Linked DNA regions of Homo sapiens: all the other regions are linked to region 2. The links are chromatin loops, found by intact Hi-C in ENCODE. Cell type or tissue: endothelial cell of umbilical vein. All regions are shown on one strand. Links, peaks and the distances in the headings refer to the core of each region. The heading gives the core; the rest is flanking DNA. Region 1 overlaps SLC7A14-AS1 (SLC7A14 antisense RNA 1). Region 2 overlaps SLC7A14 (solute carrier family 7 member 14). Region 3 holds the start of CLDN11 (claudin 11).

Region 1 (5,993 bases), core at 731-4,730, 91 kb after region 2:
CCATCTTCTTTTGGGGCCCTTTTGAGACAAGGGAGATTGGAAGGCAAAATTAAAGCTTGGTTGGGTTTTACCTGTGGTTACCAGACCATCTTCCCTAAATTAATGCCCACACTTTAAAGAAAAAACAGCCTGCATTTAACCCCACTCCTGAAATTAGAAAGTTAGCTCTTAATCAGGAAAATACATGCAGGTAATGGCTCAGGAATAGGTTTAACAATGAATGTATTGAGAAGATAAAACTCAGTGGAGTATAACAGTTTTATTTTCCCAATTACCACTATAAGCTATGCTCCGATAAGTCCCCTATTTCCTGTTTCTTAACACCATATTCAGCTGATTTCATAACTTTCTTGTCACCTTTGTTTAATTATGAGTCCAGTTCAATTTCTAAGTCTATTTAAAACTTTCAATTTCTAAGTCTATTTAAAACTCATCCCCCGACCCTGTCCTTGCAGCACAGACCTGAGCAGTGACCTTTAAATGTTGGAAGCAGAGGAGGATGAAGATGCACACACCCCTATCTCTCCTCCTCTTTTAGGTACTCATCCTCTGGGGTGCTAGGAGTCAAGAAGGAGAGATGGTGCAGGCAGGGGTCATCTTACATAACTGGCCACATATGTGTGGTAGGGAGATATCTCTGACCAAGCTCTGTTCTGATCTGGTTCTGTTAGATGCTGGTGGCCCAAACAGATGGGGTAGTTGATGGGGTAGTTTTGCATAGGTAGTCTTCAAGGTTTCCTTGAGGGTGGTGTCAAATTCTGTCTGTTTCCCGGCCCACGACCACCCTTGGTACTGAGATCCCCTCAGAGAGAGACAATTGGATCTCTTTTTCAGCCTGGCTAGCAGTCCAGGTTCCTACCCTCCTCTCCCAATAGGGTATTACCTCACTTGGCTCATAGCTGCCCTGACAACCTTACATCTCCTCTCTCCTGCTACAGCTTCTATGTTCCTTTTCATGATGCTATAAAAATCATTGAGGTATGTTCCATACCTTCTGAGAGTCATGGTGGACTGGGATGAGGCTGTCCCAGTCTCATCATTTTCTTACATGATATGGTATATTATTGATATTTCTCACTCTGCTAACTCTTTTTTAGAAATATCCAGACAAAAAGCAAGCACTAGTCTCTGGGTTCAGAAGCATCTCTTCTGCCCCATCAGTGGACATATGTTTAGGTATCCTAACAATTCTGTTACCACTCTCTGCGATTCCAGAACAAGATTGAGATTGTGTGGCTCTGTAAGCATCCATCCAGAGGTGGAGTGATAGCCTCCACTTCTTGCAGGGACCTTCAATCTCTACAAGTGATGCCCGTGAAGCCTTCTCTCCTTCACTTGATATTACTAGGTAATGTGGCAGTTGTAGGTAGATATCCACTAGGATTTGTGCTTCCCTCTCTTCCCCATGTCTCTCAGAAAGAGCTTTCCAATCAGGGCCTACAATTCCCAGCCCCTTTGCCTCCAGGTGTGCCCACATGACTGGTTCTCACCAATGGGTTGTGAGCAGAAGTGATGTGGTGCATATCCAGGTCAAAGCATTTAGGAGGCAGATGTGCTCACTTCAGGCGCTCTTGCCACTTCCAACGGCTGGTTGCAGATCATGAGGACCCAGGAAATGATGGCAAAACAATATGATGGAAAAACTCAGAATCCCTGAATCACGTACAGAGGAAAGCCCTTGGTGGAACTACAACACCTGCTTTGAACTGTTATGTGAGAAAGAAACTATTGTGTTTGAGCCATAATGGAATTTTGGATTCACCGATTACAGCAGCTAATGTTACACCAAATATTACATGTGAGAAGAAAGTGCCTGTCCTCCCTGCTGGTAAACAGAGGAAAAGCCTCTCACCATGAACACAGAACTCCCTGCAATGGGACACATCACATGTGCTTTCCCAACTTCCAGCCTTCTTGTGTAAACTGGGCTGGTGTGATGCTTGGGAGTAGTAGGGATGTTTTGTTAGCTCTTAGTATGTTCTTGGGCAGTGCATGGTGCAACCATAGATGGCACTGTTAGAAAGTAAAGATAACTGGCCACCAATTCTAGGACAATAGAAAGCATTTCAGGAATTTTTGAAAACACGAAAACATGTTTAGAGATCCTTAGTATCATCACCACAAAGCCTTGAGGGAGTCAGAACCCCACAGATATGGACCCCTGCTTCTGTTGTTTAGAGTTGCCTCTGTTCCCTGCCACTGGCATGATAGTGTTGACACTTTATGAGGGGCAGCTGTGATGACTCCAGTGACTGAAGAAATGTCTTATGCTTTGATGCCTGGAGGAACTATTTATGGGATATCATCCAGGCCTGGCTTTGGTACCAGTGATTTAACAACTCTACAAAATGCCTCTCTCCTTTCTGCTACTGAACTAGAGTGTGGTTGGTGCCAGGACCAACAGAATGTGATTCACTGAGCCCAAGACATCAGTAGGGACATAGGAGGTACCGTCAGTTGTCAACAGGTGGTGGTCCAGATGGGTGGACCGTGGGTATCAGGGAGGTTCTGTGGGAGGCAAAGGGTGAGTGTTCCAGCAGGTGGGAGGACTGTGACATTGTTTAATTTATATAAGAAGCTTGTAAAATAAGAAATTGCAGGCTGAGGGTCAGCAGGACGTCTCTGAACTCTAGGAGGTGGGGATAAGTGGGAAAGCAAGGCAGGCTTTAGAAGAAACTGGCACAGGTTCAGGAACAAAGATGAGGACTCAGCCATTGGAACCTATAAGAAGCACAGGAAAAGACTGCATGAAACTATTTTTGAAGTTGTGTTGGGACTGAGTCACCAAGTGACTGTGCTGGGGTTACGTAATCCTTTCTAGTGTGAGAGAGAAATAGTGCCAGGCCCTGTCCCAGGGCTGAATCCACGCATCAAGGTTAAATGGTCCAAATTGAAAAGCTTAGAGGGCCACAGGTGCAGGGAGGCAAGCAGTCAAGTAGATTAACCCCTTACCGTGTCTGACATTCCCACTATCAGAGTTAAGCATTTAGGTTAAAACAGCATGCAAGGCCATTATTAAAATGCAAGTATTTCCCAAGAGAAGTAATTAACCTTGCCACATCTGCATATTATTAGAGTATCATTATAGCTAGTTCTGAAGGATTGAGAATTTCTTTGACCGATAAGTCCAGTATATAATGTGTCGGTGAGAATTAACTTATTTAGCTCTTACTATGTAATACTCTATTTTTTTATTTTTTATTTTAATAAAAAAGACATGTTTATTATCAGAATGTAGTTACTGTCATGCCTCCCTAACCTTACTTTTTTTTGTTTGATTTTGTTTTTGTTATACTTTAAGTTCTGGGATGTATGTGCAAAACGTGCAGGTTTGTTACATAGCTATACATGTGCCATGGTGGTTTGCTGCACCCATCAATCCGTCTTCTACGTTAGGTACTTCTCCTAATGCTATCCCTCCCCTTGCCCCCAACCCCCTGACAGACCCTGGTGTGTGATGTTCCCCTCCCTGTGTCCATGTGTTCTCATTATTCAATTCCCACTTACGAGTGAGAACATGCGGTGTTTGATTTTCTGTTCCTATGTTAGTTTGCTGACAATAATGGTTTCCAGCTTCATCCATGTTCCTGCAAAGGACATGAACTCATTTTTTATGGCTGCATAGTATTCCATGGTGAATATGTGCCACATTTTCTTTATCCAGTCTATCATTGATGGGCATTTGGGTTGGTTCCAAGTCTTTGCTATTGTGAATAGTGCTGCAATAAACATATGTGTGCATGTGTCTTTATACTACAGTTATTTATAATCCTTTGGTTATATACCCAGTAATGGGATTGCTGGGTCGAATGGCATTTCTGGTTCTAGATCCTTGAGGAATTGTCACACTGTCTTCCACAATGGGTGAACGAATTTACACTCCCACCAACAGTGTAAAAGCGTTCCTATTTCTTCACTTCCTCTCCAGCATCTATTGTTTCCTGACTTTTTAATGATCACCATTCTAACTGGTGTGACATGGTATCTCATTGTGGTTTTGATTTGCATTTCTCTAATGACCAGTGATGATGAACTTTTTTTCATATGTTTGTTGGCTGTATAAATGTCTTCTTTTGAGAAGTGTCTGTTCATATCCTTTTCCCACTTTTTGATGGGGTTGTTTTTTTCTTGTAAATTTGTTTAAGTTCCTTGTAGATTCTAGATATTAACCCTTTATCAGATGGATAGATTGCAAAATTTTTTCTCATTCTGTAGGTTGCCTATTCACACTGATGGCAGTTTCTTTTGCTATGCAGAAGCTCTTTAGTTTAATTAGATCCCATTTGTCAATTTTGGCTTTTGTTGCAATTGCTTTTGGAGTTTCAGTCATGAAGTCTTTGCGCATGGCATGCCTATGTCCTGAATGGCATTACCCAGGTTTTCTTCTAGGGTTTTTATGGTTTTATGTCTTACGTTTAAGTCTTTAATCCATCTTGAGTTAATTTTTGTGTAAGGTGTAAGAAAGGTGGCCGGGCGTGGTGGCTCACGCCTGTAATCCCAGCACTTTGGGAGGCCGAGGCGGGTGGATCACGAGGCCAGGAGATCGAGACCATCCTGACTAACACAGTGAATCCCCGTCTCTACTAAAAATACAAAAAAAAAAAAAAAAAATTAGCCAGGTGTGGTGGCAGGCACCTGTAGTCCCAGCTACTCAAGAGGCTGAGGCAGAAGAATGGCATGAACCCAGGAGGCGGAGCTTGCAGTGAGCCGAGATCGCGCCACTGCACTCCAGCCTGGGCAATAGAGCAAGACTTCGTCTCAAAAAAAAAAAAAAAAAAAAAGAAAGGGGTCCAGTTTCAGTTTTCTACATATGACTAGCAAGTTTTCCCAACACTGTTTATTAAATAGGGAATCCTTACCCATTGCTTGTTTTTGTCAGATTTGTCAAAGTTCTGATGGTTGCAGATGTGTGGTGTTATTTCTGAGGCCTCTGTTCTGTTCCATTGGTCTATATATCTGTCTTGGTACCAGTACCATGCTGTTTTGGTTACTGTAGCCTTGTAGTATAGTTAGAGGCCAGGTAACACGATGCCTCCAGCTTTGTTCTTTTTGCTTAGGATTGTCTTGGCTATACGGGCTCTTTTTTGGTTCCATATGAAATTTAAAGTAGTTTTTTCTAATTCTGTGAAGAAAGTCAATGGTAGCTTGATGGGATTCCCAATGATGGGAATAGCATTGAATCTATAAATTACTTTGGGCAGTATGACCATTTTCATGATATTGATTCTTCAAATGGAATGTTTTTCCATTTGTGTCTTCTCTTATTTCCTTGAACAATGGTTTGTAGTTCTCCTCGAAGAGGTCCTTCACCACCCTTGTAAGTTGTATTCCTAGGTATTTTATTCTCTTTGCAGCAATTGTGAATGGGAGTTCATTCATGATTTCGCTCTCTGTTTGTCTGTTATTGGTGTATAGAAATTCTTGTAATTTTTGCACGTTGATTTTGTATCCTGAGAATTTGCTGAAGTTGCTTATCAGCCTAAAGAGTTTTTGGGCTGAGACAGTGGGGTTTTCTAAATATACAATCATGTTATCTGCAAATAGAGACAATTTGACTTCCTCTCTTTTTATTTGAATACCCTTTATTTCTTTCTCTTGCCTGATTGTCTTGGCCAGAACTTCCAACACTATGTTGAATAGGAGTGGTGAGAGAGGGCATCCTTGTCTTGTGCCAGTTTTCAAAGGGAATGCTTCCAGCTTTTGCCCATTCAGTATGATATTGGCTATGGGTTTGTCATAAATAGCTCTTATTATTTTGAGATACATTCCATCAATACCTACTTTATTGAGTGTTTTTAGCATGAAGGGGTGTTGAATTTTATCAAAGGCTTTTCTGCATCTATTGAGATAATCGTGTGGCTTTTGTCTTTGGTTCTGTTTATGTGATGGATTACGTTTACTGATTTGCATATGTTGAAAATGGAGCCCCTTGGATCCCGGGGTGAAGCCGACTTGATCATGGTGGATAAGCTTTTTAATGTGCTGCTGGATTC
Region 2 (5,993 bases), core at 1,282-5,281:
AGTGAGCTCTGGAGTCAGACTGCTTTCACTCCATTCCTTACGCTGTCACCTCTTAAGCAGGAGCCTTAAGCAAAGGAGCCAAACCTTTCAGAATCCTCTGTTTTCTCATCTGTAATATGCAGTAAGTGTAACACCACTTGTCACATATGGTTTTTGTGAAGATTAAGTAAAATAATGGGTTATGCACTTAGAACTCTTTTGGTACAAAGTAGGTACTCAATAAGTGGTAGTTGCCACTATGACCATTACATTGTTATGACTATTATTGCCATAGTCACTTATCAGATTTAGCATTCATCTCCATCAATGAGCAATGGGACCCAATAGCAATGGGTCCTTTGGAAATAGAGAAGAGGCAATTTCTTGCCTATTTTTGGTACTGTCTCAGGACTGATACATGGTAGGAGCCCAATACATTTTTACTGAACCTTATCTTATTAGATTTTTGCCAAACATTTCTTATGAGTAGATGACAAAAATTGTAAGTATTGTGTACCAGGGAAAGGACTGATGCTGTGTATGCATACTGTTGTTGAATCCTTACCAAAAACATTTGGGAAATGGGCTTGAAGGGTTATTATAGACAGTGTATGAACTTAGGAGTGATTCAGACCTATATTCTGTTTGAGGAACAATTTTAATAATGTTAAAAGAGGACTGGATATAAATTTAGAAAAAAAGTTTAATCTGCCTCTCTTCCACTACTCAAATAAGAGCCTCTTGGGGCTTTGAATGGCTGGATGTCACTGGCACGATGGCTTTGCTTTGTTTCATCCATAGCCAACTACATTAGAGAACCTCTGTAAACCATCCTGCCTCCACCCTTCAGTCTCTCCAAAAGGCTGTAGGTGGGAACCATGATGAAAAGAAACCTATTTCCTCTATCTAGTTTATACAATCTGCAATATACAAAAGGGCTTTTAGGTTTGGCATGGCTATGGGGTCTGGTTGTGGCCTACTGAGCTATTGAAGAGTAGATAAGACCTTTTGGACAAAGCACAAGCTGCTTCCTCTGATAAGTTTTCTTCCACCTGTGACAGGGCAGTGGGCAATTATAACGTTGGGGCAGGACTAGTGGGAGGAGCTTGGCAAGTTGCTATAACTTCCCAGCTTGACAAATTGTAAAGAAAATAGATTGCTCTGTGAGTCAGATTTGTTTCATGTTATAAGCTGGTTTGCATAGCATGGGGAATGGTGCGGCAAGGCCAAAAACTCTCTTAAGATTGTGCTGTCCAAATAGTTTCCATTATGTTGGTGCAAAAGTAATTAGAATTAGAATTCCCTGGGGAACTTTAAAAATTCCAATCCCTGGACCAATTGAATTAGAAACTCTGGAGGTGGTGCCTGGGCATCAGTATTTTTAAAAAGAGATAAACAGAAATTGAAAGACACGCCACAAACTGGAGAAAGTATTTGCAAAAATACATACCTAATATAGGACTTGTCTCTAGAATATATAAGGAATGCTTAAAAGTGATTAATAAGAAAATAAAGAACCTAATTACAAAATGGGCAAAAGGGCTAGGCGTGGGCTCATGCCTGTAAGCCCAGCACTTTGGGAGGCCAAGGCAGGCAGATCACGAGGTCAGGAGTTCGAGACCAGCCTGGCCAATGTGGTAAAACCCTGTCTCAACTACAAATACAAAAATTAGCCATGTGTGATGTCATGCACCTGTAGTCCCAGCTACTCGGGAGGCTGAGGCAGAAGAGTCGCTTGAACCTGGGAGGTGGAGGTTGTGGTGAGCCGAGATCGTGCCATTGCACACCAGCCTGGGAGACAGAGCAAGACTCCATCTCAAAAAAAAAAGAAAAAGGTGGGGGGTGGGCAAAAGATTTAAATAGACACTTTACCAAGGAGAGCACATGGATGACAAATAAACTCATAGAAAGATGTCCAACATCATTAGTAATTAGCATAATGCAAATTAAAACCACATTGAAACATTGCTATATACCTTTTAAAATGGCAAAACAAACAAACAAACAAAAAACAAAACAACCATGAAAAACCACACCTAACAATTCTGAGTGCTGGCAAAGAACTGGAACTTTCACATATTCCTGTGCAAGTCAAATATAATACAGCTACTTTGGAAAAAAGCTTGGCTATTTATTATAAAGTTGAGCATTCACTTACCATATAAACTAACAACTTCACTCCTAAGTACTTACTTGAGAAACCACAACTTGTGTTTATATAAAAACCTACATGTAAATACTTGCAGTGAGTTTATTTACATCGGCCAAAGACTGGAAACAACCCAGTTGTCCTCCAACTGGTAAAAGGATAAACAAATGGTAGTAGAGCCATACAATGGGATACTACTCAGCAAGAAAATGGAACAACCTTCTGATACACACAACAACATGAATGAATTTCAAATGCATCTTGCTAAGCAAAAGAAAGCAAACTTAAAAGGTTATATACTGAATGATTCTATTTACATAATGTTCTGGAAAGGGCAAACCGATAGGGACTGAAAACAAATTAGTGGTTGCCAGGGGCTGGGAGTGGGAGGAGGGATTAACTACAAAGAGGCAGCCTGGAGAAATTATTTTGGAGGTGATGGAGCTCTTCTGCATCTTGATTGTGGTGAAGCTTACACGATTATATGTGTTTACTAAAGCTCATAGAAGTGTATATAAAAAAGGATGCATTTTATGATATGTAATTATAACTCAATAAAACTGAACTCCAACATCCATTTTTCATTATTACAGAAAAAAAATTCCCAAGTGATTTAAACCCATAGCCAGGGTTGAGAGTTGTTGACATTATCTCTCAACCTATCTATCAACAGATTTGAATGTGGGTTCTGTCATTTAAACTTCGGTTTACACATTTTCCACGTATGTGAAATTGGAGATAATAAAACCTACTTTAAAGAGATAAAGAGTTTTAAGGGCCACACTCTCTGGAAAGCACCTAATTTAGGGTTTGGCACAAAATAATAAAAACCACTTATTTAGTGCTATGTGCTCGGCAATGTACCAGGCAATTAATATGCATCTCCTTTAGTCTTGACAACAATCCTTTGAAGTAGGTATTATTATTTTTAAAGTGGAGAAACCGATGTTCAGAGAAATTATGGAACTTACTCAAGGTCTCACAGCTAGTCAGTGGCTGAACCAGGTTTCAAGTCTAAACTGAATGTTATTGATTGCTATACTACTTCTGAAATCTTTATTTCAAACATCCCACTCTTTATCATTTCCATCACTTCCTAGCTTTCTGTCTAACTTTCCCAGTATTTTTATTGCAATGATATCTTGACCTGATTGACAATTCCAATTTCTACCGATTCCACCACTTTTCATGAGTCATCGTCACTCTTGTGTTTCACTTCCCTTCTTATTCAGCCTAGATTATGTGATTCAGCACAGTTTAGTCTTCCTTTGAAAACACTCTTAACCCCATTACTTTTTTCTCCCTCTGCTTGGAAAAAGTTAAATCTAAGTTAATCTCAACTTTCTCTTTACTTCATTCTTGCAACTAAGCAGCAATTATTGCTGGAGATAAATGTGCAGTTGTGGAGACTGGACTCACCCTCAGGTGAGCCAGGTTTTAATTAAGACCAGAAGGAGAAAAGGACCGTGTATTTAAAAGGATGAAGATATAGGAGAGTTTGATTATTGTTGTATGGAGAAGCAGTGGGAAGTTTTGCCAAAGGTGAAACAATATGGGGATGATGATGTGAAAGTGGAAAAAAGACACTGGAGCAGCACTTCCTTTAGTTTAGTGACCAACAATCATAAGAGTGAGAGGCCTGCTTGAAGAAACCTGCTATAAATATGCTAACATTGGCATAAGTTATGATATTTTGGTCCTGGCCTGACTAGGGGCTCTGGGAGGATTCCAAATGGCCTCAGTGGCTAGATAAGTCAGTCATACAGTATAGAGAAGTGTTATGTGGAGAGGAGGAATCCTGTTTTGGGGAGAGGTAGGGTTTTTTCTTCTTGTGCTTGGTGCTGTGGTGAAGGCCTCAATTACTGGGCAGGACCAGGGTCTTTAGTGGAGGTGGCCTAGTGATGTGCTGGTAAAGGTTTAACAACTAATTCTCTGAACAATGGTAACAACAACAAACACATAGGCCCTCCATAGCTGATGCCAAGTTAACAGCATGACATCATTGAATGTAAAGCTGGAAAGAGGTATGCACCATTAGTACTCTTGGCAGCTGGTGTGAGCTGGCTCCAGCATAACACAGTCTGGACCAATTTCAGGCTCTCCATGTGAGCAGTGGAAAAGTCTAGATTATATACTGCTCATGAGCACTGTGATGGGGGTAGGTGGCAGGCTCTGGTTTCCAGATGTAATGTATCCTGTGAAGAATAAGACACAGGTAATTCATTCACAAAAATCACTGTGGTCTGGGAGACTGGGTCAAAATGGATGAGATCTATTGAAAACTGTGTAGTCTTCATTAATCTGATGCACTGGCCCTGTGCCTTCTGTGGAACCCTTTGGGTATATGGCTGCCTTTTGTCCTACTATCCACATTTTGTTCCACATGATAACATGTTTAGATCTAGAAACTCATGGTGAGTCAATTTCTCTGTCAAAAAAGTTTGGAGGTAATTGCTATCACATTAATAGAATTGCAAGTATTCCCAAAATTCATCCATGTGAGTAATTTATTTTCATCAATAGGAGAGAAAACTCCTCAATTCTGAAGAAACCTCAACTATTAGTGTATTAGTGCTTATGAGAGGATAACTTCAGGAGAAGGGGATAAATGGTAAAACCAACAGGAAAGAGAAGACATGACAGGAGGTTAATAAACTCAGCTTATTTTCCTTATCAAATTAAAGAGACGTTAAATACAAACCAGCACACTTTCTGGTTGCATGCTTGTAGTCTGTCTTTGTGTCCTATGTGAGCACTATTTATTCTACACGTATGATATTAATGTAATGCTTTTCTTATGATAGCACGCATTGGTACACAGAATTCCCAATATAAGTTAGAATTCCCACTTCTCCTGAAATATTCGAAGAGACCAAGACATTTGCTGTCAGTACATGGGTTGGCCCACATGATCTGCCACCCTAAAACCCAGAAAAGCCTCATGCTTTTGCAAAAAGCCGGAGGTTTTCCTTTCTCAAGTTGTCCATTGGCCTACTCCAGCAATTCTGGGAAGATACCGTAGATTGCTACTCAAGAGAAAAGGAAGGAAGAGGAAAAGGCAATAGGAGAGCCATTTTTACAAAGTATCGGCATGTGAGTCCTTGCACCTTATTTTTAAAAATGAGTTTTATGATTCTTTCTCAAGGGGAGACAAGGAGCTGCTAGTGGACCTGTCTCTGTGGACTATAAATCTGTGGAGGTGTTTGTGGCAGATGGCGCATTGTGATTCTCACAAGGGCTTTAAATCTCCTGGCCTGGCTTCCTTCTCCTTGGGGGCTCGATGCCAGTTTGAGGTTTATCAAATCCCAATCATATCAGATTTACTGACTTGTCATTTTGCTGCTCTGCCTATCTTTATTATTTATATCTTAGCTGTATCCTTCCACTGTCCCTCAAGAGGATTGACCTATCTTCCGGTGTAAAGGAGAGTTAAAATAAAAACAGAGCCATTAGAACGTGACAGGGAATGAGAAGCTGGGAGGTGTATGAGAACCAGAATAATTCTCTGTATTGAAAAAATAGGCCGGGAGCGGAGGTTCACGCCTGTTATCTCAGCACTTGCCGCGGCCGAGGCGGGCGGATCACCTCAGCCTCCCAAAGTGCGGGGTCAGGAGTACGACAGCAGCCTGGCCAACATGGTGAAACCCTGGCTCTACTACAAGTACAAAAATTAGCCAGGCGTTGTGGTACGCACCTTTAATCCCAGCTACTCAGGAGGCTGAGGCTAAAGCAGAAGAAGCGCTTGAACCCGGGAGGTGGAGGTTGCAGTGAGCCGAGATCGCGCTATTGCACTCCAGTCTGGGCGACAGAGCAAGACTCTGTTTAAAAAAAAAAAACCCAGAAAACAAACAACAACAACAAAAAA
Region 3 (5,993 bases), core at 974-4,973, 100 kb before region 2:
CATTTAGTGCCTGAGTTCTGAAATCTGGCTTTACAAACACTATGTGTGTGTGACCTGTGGATGATCTGGGCATTATTATATTCTGATTGGTTGAAGTTTCATGGTTCGAATGTCAAATTCTAATGGAGGCATAAGAGTGCAGATTCCATGAGTGCTTTTACAAGAAGTTGATGTTGCTTGGGTTTTATGTTTTATGTTGTATTTAGCACAAAAGCCATTTTAAAAAAGTGTTATAAGGAAATATCTGAAAACATTCAGTCCATAGACCCTGGTGATGAAACGTCCCCCAAACACAATGGCTCACTCAGAACATACTCCTATGGAATAGTTTCCACAAATCAAACTCATACGAATATAGGGAGGATACATAAGAATGCAAAATCAGGCCAAGCCTGCTGGCTCATGCCTATTATAATCCCAGCACTTTGGGAGGCCAAGGCAGGTGAATTGCTTGAGCGCAGGAGTTCAAGACCAGCTTGGGCAACATAGTGAGACCTTCTCTCTACTAATAATAAGAAAGATTAGCTGGGCATAGTGACTCATGCCTGTAGTCCTAGCTACTCAGGAGGCTGAGGTGGGAGGATCACTTGAGTCCCGGGGTTCAAGGCTACAATGAGCTGTGATCACGCCACTGAACTGTAGACAGGGTGACACAGATCTTGTCTCAAAACAACAACAACGGCAACAACAACAACAACGTTCTGAAGCATCACATTAGCCAGGGGTTTCTGAATACTTACTTTGTACCAATGTTACTTTAAGTTCTGCATATATATTACTAGGTTGGTATAAAAGTAATCGTGGTTTTTGCCGTTATGTTTAATACTTTGCACCAACCTAATAGCTCACAGAATAAAAAAAAAAGTCTATGAGGTAGGTACAGTTTTCATCCTTATTTTACAAATGAGAAAAGGAGGCCAAGAATGATAAAGTAACTTGGTCTCACAGCCAGAAAGTGATGGAGCCAAGATTTGAACTTGGGCAGTTGGACTGTGTTCTTAGTCACTGTGCTTCCTGGGTGATTACTGTGACCCTTGTACTTGACACTCTGCTATCAATTACAAGAGCCATTTCTGTGTGTGCACTTGATTTCCTTGGGGTCTCCAGGGAAATGTAATTGTCTCCTCAAGTCCAGGCTTTCCTAGAAGACATGGTGATTGCACTGATAACCAGCATTAGGGCTGGCTTTGGGAAAGCTCAGTACCTATGATTTATGGTTAGTATCTTAGATTTTAGAACGCTGAGCAGGAAGTTTTTGTGCTTTCTGAAATCCTCACACCTTTAAGTCTCATGATTGGTGAGGAGGCAGTGGTCCAAGGGAATGGATAGAAGGAGATAATAAGATAAGCCAAATGTTTCAAAGGGAGTGAAAACTGTTGAATGTAAATGCAGCTCAAGGAAGACTTCCCTATCTGAATAAAAAGGTGCAAATAATGCGGCCTATTTGTATGCATGGTGGCTTAATGATGTTGATGGTGATGATGATAGCTTTACACTATCAGAGCGCTCATTCTGGGCTAGGCAGTTTTCTCAGTGGGGTACAGATATTAATTTATTTACAGTGAGCCAGAGAAGTCTGCTGTAGCTTTTAATGCGTCTAAAATGGGACACATGAACCCCTTAGGAATTTTCAGACTGATCAGGACAGTTTCCTAGAAACAGTTCGTGAAAGGGATGAGATGGGCCCATGGTATCTACCCCTTCCTAGCTGCGTGAACTTGGGCAACTCAACCTTCTTGTGCTGTTTCTCTATGGCTAGTGCGTGTAATTTGTTGTTGTTGTTGTTGTTTGCTTTTGAGACGTTGTCTCACTCAGTTGCCCAGGCTGGAGTGCAGTGGCACGATCTTGGCGCACTGCAACCTCCTTCAAGTTATTCTCCTGCCTCAGCCTCCCAAGCAGCTGGGGTTACAGGCATGCGCCACCATGCCCGGCTCATTTTTGTATTTTCTGTAGAGATGGAGTTTCACCATGTTGGTCAGGCTGGTCTCGAACTCCTGACCTTAGGTGATCCGCCCACCTTGGCCTCCCAAAGTTCTGGGATTACAGGTGTGAGCCACCACTCCCGGCCTAGTATGTGTCATTGACAATTGTTCCTACCTCAAAGGCTGTTATGAGGATTAAATGAGCTAATGCATGTAAAATGCATCTGCATAATATATAACACAGCTCGATAAATGTGAGTTGCTATTGTTGATTATTATGGCCACGTTTGCCGCTGATGATGTTCAACCACTGAAAAGCATCGTTTTCTTTCTTCTAGTAACTGTGTGTACTGAATGCCTCGCGTTTGTCCCTACTGCACTTTTCAGTCTGTCACAATCCTGGGTCGTCGGGGGACTGTACCGAGCGCCCTTGGAGTGCTCGCAGCAGGGAAGAAGGAGCGAGCAGGGAGGAGCTGAGGAGGGTCGGAGCGGAATGGACACCCAGAGACTGAGATGAGAGAGGGGCTATAAGAAGAGAAACCAGTCGCAGGAAAACAGAACTCTCGACAAACGCACGCCCTCTTTGCGCTCTCCGTTTCTCTGGACCTGGATGGAATTGTTTTACTTTGCATCGCCGGACTGCGCTGCGGACGGGGTGGGGCGGCCCAATGGCCCCCCTGGGGTTACTCTGCTCCCCTTCACGCTTCCCTCCCGGCCCCGCCCCGCGATTGGCCGGCGCGCCCCGGGGCTGCCGCCGATTGGTGCTCGCCGGCCGGAGCCGCGGGGCTTAAAGAGGGGGCGGGGGCGCGCTGCCCAGCAGCGCTGCTGTCCCCGCCGTGCGCCCTTCGCCGCTGAGCTCGCAGCCTCCGGCGCCCACCTCCACCTCCAGTGTCCCGCCTCGGGCCGTCGCCCTCCAGCGGCTCGCGAGCGTGGGAGACGTACCTGGGCAGGCACTGTCCAGCCCAGGCCCAGGCACAGCCGTGAGGGGCGAGGCACGGGGACATCCTGGCGGCCACCATGGTGGCCACGTGCCTGCAGGTGGTGGGCTTCGTCACGAGCTTCGTGGGCTGGATCGGGGTCATCGTGACCACCTCCACCAATGACTGGGTGGTGACCTGCGGCTACACCATCCCCACCTGCCGCAAGCTGGATGAGCTGGGCTCCAAGGGGCTGTGGGCCGACTGCGTCATGGCCACGGGGCTGTACCACTGCAAGCCCCTGGTGGACATCCTCATCCTGCCGGGTAAGGACCCGAGCTTGGCGGCGGCTCCCAAATCCTTATCCTCTGGGTAGAGAGCGGGATATTAGACGGCGTCACAGAGACATTTTGGGGGCTTGAAGACCTTTGGGTACGTTTTTGACATCCCTAGTCCCACCTTGTTGTAAAAGAATTAGGCAGCCCCGAACTTAACTTCTCTAGGCCGCAGTATTCTTATCTGGAATTTGAGATAATAGTGGCAATGTGGCCGGTGGTAACACTGGCCGGGTCCCTTTGAGAATGAACAAACCGGAACACCTAATAGGAACTGAGTCCGTGTTAATTACTGCGGTCCCAGCCCGCATCCTTCCACCGTCCGCTTCCCGAAGTGCTTCCCGCTCCCGCCCGGCCTCCCCCGGGGCGCCGAGCCTTCGCGTTAGGTTCCGCCCGCAGAGGTGAGAAGGAGCGTGTAACACAAGCTGACAGGAGAATCGAACCGGCTCAGGCTGAGTTTCTCGGTCCTCATGGGATGGGCGAAGCGCCCCCGGCCAGGTTAGAGCCCTCCTAGCTCCGTCCGCGCAGCCGCTGAGCAATTCACGTCCAGGGCTCTCTGGGCTGCCTGGTTTGGGAAATGTCACGTTGATTCCCGCACGTGCCCAGGGCCATCTCCGCTGCCCCCGCTACCCCCGCCCCTGCTGTGGGCGCGTCAGACTGCGGGGCTGCGGTGACGCCGGCTCCCGCTCCGCGCCGCTGGGTTGGATAGGGACGAGCGGGCGCTCCTCGGAGGGCGGACTCCACTGGGGAGATACGGAGCGCGCCGCCGAGGGTCGCTCGCCGCCACCCCTCCAGCGTGTCTCAGATTGGGAAGGGGAGGTAAAAATTGACAGCCTAGCGCCGGCCAGGGGCCACATTTTCACATGTGTCCTGTGGAAACATTTTGGGCGACAGCCTCAATTCAGATTTAAACCAATGGGTTGGGCAATGGCGAGGTCGCGGGCACCCCCTTGGTTTTCTGCTGGAATCTCTGCTCTACCCCCAAGGCATGTCCCTACAAGGTGGGCTTCTGTCCCCCAGCCTTCGTGGATTGTGCTCACTTAAAGGATTTTCCCGGTTTCCTCAAGATGGGGAGAAACCTGTCCCTGAAGCCGCCAGTCAGATAAGACTGTGCTCGCCCCTTAAGCCTCCTCCAAGCACGCCCTATTTCCGGTCCTCGCAGTCGGAATCTGAATCCCTCCTTTCTCCTTGCTGCCTAGTACTTGGCTCTTATCCTCACAAAGGCACATTTTATCTTGTTTTTTGTTGATTGTTCGTGAGTGAAGTTCTCCCACTACGTTTTAAATTCCTTGAAGATAGAGATGGCGTCCTGTTATTCTCTTTGCTTCCTCTTCTGGACCTGGCATGGCCTCTGGCACACAATAGCTGCGGGCAGTGCTTGCCTGGTTTGCCTTACGCTATCCTTTCCTTCATTTTGAACTTTCAGAAGGCCAGAGGTCAACGAACGCAGATCTAGACTCAGCTTTGGCTAATGCTGGTGTTGGCAGACCCGGGCCAGCCTCCGGCATCCAGGACTCACAATCTGGGTGAGGGGGGACAAATTGCTAGCCTCAGTGAACCACGGTTGTCTTCTTTTAAAAGTTAAAATCAGATCAACCACCCATCTTTCACGATTATTTGAGGATTAAATGAGATAAGAAATGTAATCTCCTTTGAGATAGTAGATGCTTCATGAATGGTACCTATAGTATTTTATTAAAAGCTGGGCATGGTATTTGTAGGGATCTTTGAAGCATAAAATTAACTTTGTTTTCTTCTCCTGAAATTAACTTTACTGAGCATTCAGTGCCAAGTGGTTTGTTTTCAGAGAACAAAGGCTGTCCTCCAGAGGGGAGTGCATACTCTGGGGGTGGGGGGGGGGTGGGGGGCGGCGCTAGTCCTTCCTGCCTTCCCCCTCCCTCATACTTTGGGTGGAGGCAGGAACAGTCCTCTGTCCCTATCTTTTGGTGTCCGGACATGGCCTTGGCACTGTAGCATGTGGACAGCCAGTGCCATGGATTTCAGAACCTGCATTGCCAGTTGACTGCCTGCTTTGTGTGAGTACTGGCTCTCTACAAGCCGCAGAGGCGGACGGCTGGGTCAGGGGATGGGCCTCAGACTTCCTGGAGCTCCTTTCTGGAGATCTTCAAGTCAGTAGACACTTGACTGATTATCTTTAATTCTGAAGGAGCTGAGATGGGCAGTGCTGGAAGAGGGCCCTTGTGAAGTCCGAATTCTGGCAAAACGTTCCTTGCTAAGAGACAGCGTTGAAGTTAGGCCTTTTTGCACGTGAGGGTCGTGGTGTGTGAGGCAGATGTCGGCTAGATTCCTGGCTTTGCTATGAACTCTGCCTCACCCAGGCCACTAGTACTAGTTCCTTCTGAGCAAAAAAGGGAGGGTAATAAATGTGACCCCCCCCACCTTTTTTAAGAGGAGGGAGAGTTTTAATGAGAAACATTACATTTGAAAGTGAAACAAATTTGTCTGTGAAATTCTCCCAGTATCTTGTCAGATTTATTCTAAATAAATGTGACACATATTGTAATCTGTTTCTTAATACAGTTTTTACTTGGCATTTTACTTGACAGGATAAAGTTCATGTAGTTTTGCTCTACTCTTCTATTTTTCAGTTCTCTTATTCCTTGATTCGCAATTGTTTCCATGATCTGTTGTGGGCACTGTGTTAACTCCGTGAATACCAAGGCAGGTGTCTGCCCTCCAGGAACCCTGAGGGCTGGAGAGATGCCTTTTAAGCAATGATGGACAGTTGGGGAAGGATGCCCAGGGCACTGTGGGTGAGGCAGGAGATGGGGTCCAACAATTTAGGGGCAGGATCCATG

The links. Hi-C counts contacts between places; a loop is a spot of excess contacts. Peaks named below come from ENCODE experiments on the same cell type or tissue, not always from the same donor. Only the 100,000 strongest peaks of a DNase experiment are listed, where the experiment ranks them.
Region 1: it touches region 2 in a loop (2.9-fold over the local background); 1 of 110 quality-filtered maps calls a loop at or near these places.
Region 3: it touches region 2 in a loop (6-fold over the local background); 1 of 110 quality-filtered maps calls a loop at or near these places.

The regions. Positions count from the first base shown.
Region 1 is chr3:170,612,038-170,618,030 of GRCh38, forward strand. The region is part of intron 2 of SLC7A14-AS1 (SLC7A14 antisense RNA 1); the gene reads left to right. Among named protein-coding and RNA genes, the nearest start is that of SLC7A14, 29 kb to the left of the region's middle. In endothelial cell of umbilical vein, for the core only: no CTCF peak of the experiment used is centred there; a DNase peak (open chromatin) is centred at 2,774.
Region 2 is chr3:170,520,124-170,526,116 of GRCh38, forward strand. All of the region lies in intron 2 of SLC7A14 (solute carrier family 7 member 14), which reads right to left. All of the region lies in intron 2 of SLC7A14-AS1 (SLC7A14 antisense RNA 1), which reads left to right. Among named protein-coding and RNA genes, the nearest start is that of SLC7A14-AS1, 56 kb to the left of the region's middle. In endothelial cell of umbilical vein, for the core only: no CTCF peak of the experiment used is centred there; DNase peaks (open chromatin) are centred at 3,328 and 4,108; H3K27ac peaks cover 798 bases.
Region 3 is chr3:170,416,128-170,422,120 of GRCh38, forward strand. CLDN11 (claudin 11) reads left to right here and starts at 2,741. Exons shown (of 3, transcript NM_005602.6): 1 at 2,741-3,165. The coding sequence starts at 2,940. RefSeq lists an enhancer at 2,489-3,441. In endothelial cell of umbilical vein, for the core only: a CTCF peak has its summit at 3,106; DNase peaks (open chromatin) are centred at 3,764 and 4,424; H3K4me3 peaks cover 2,573 bases; H3K27ac peaks cover 2,212 bases.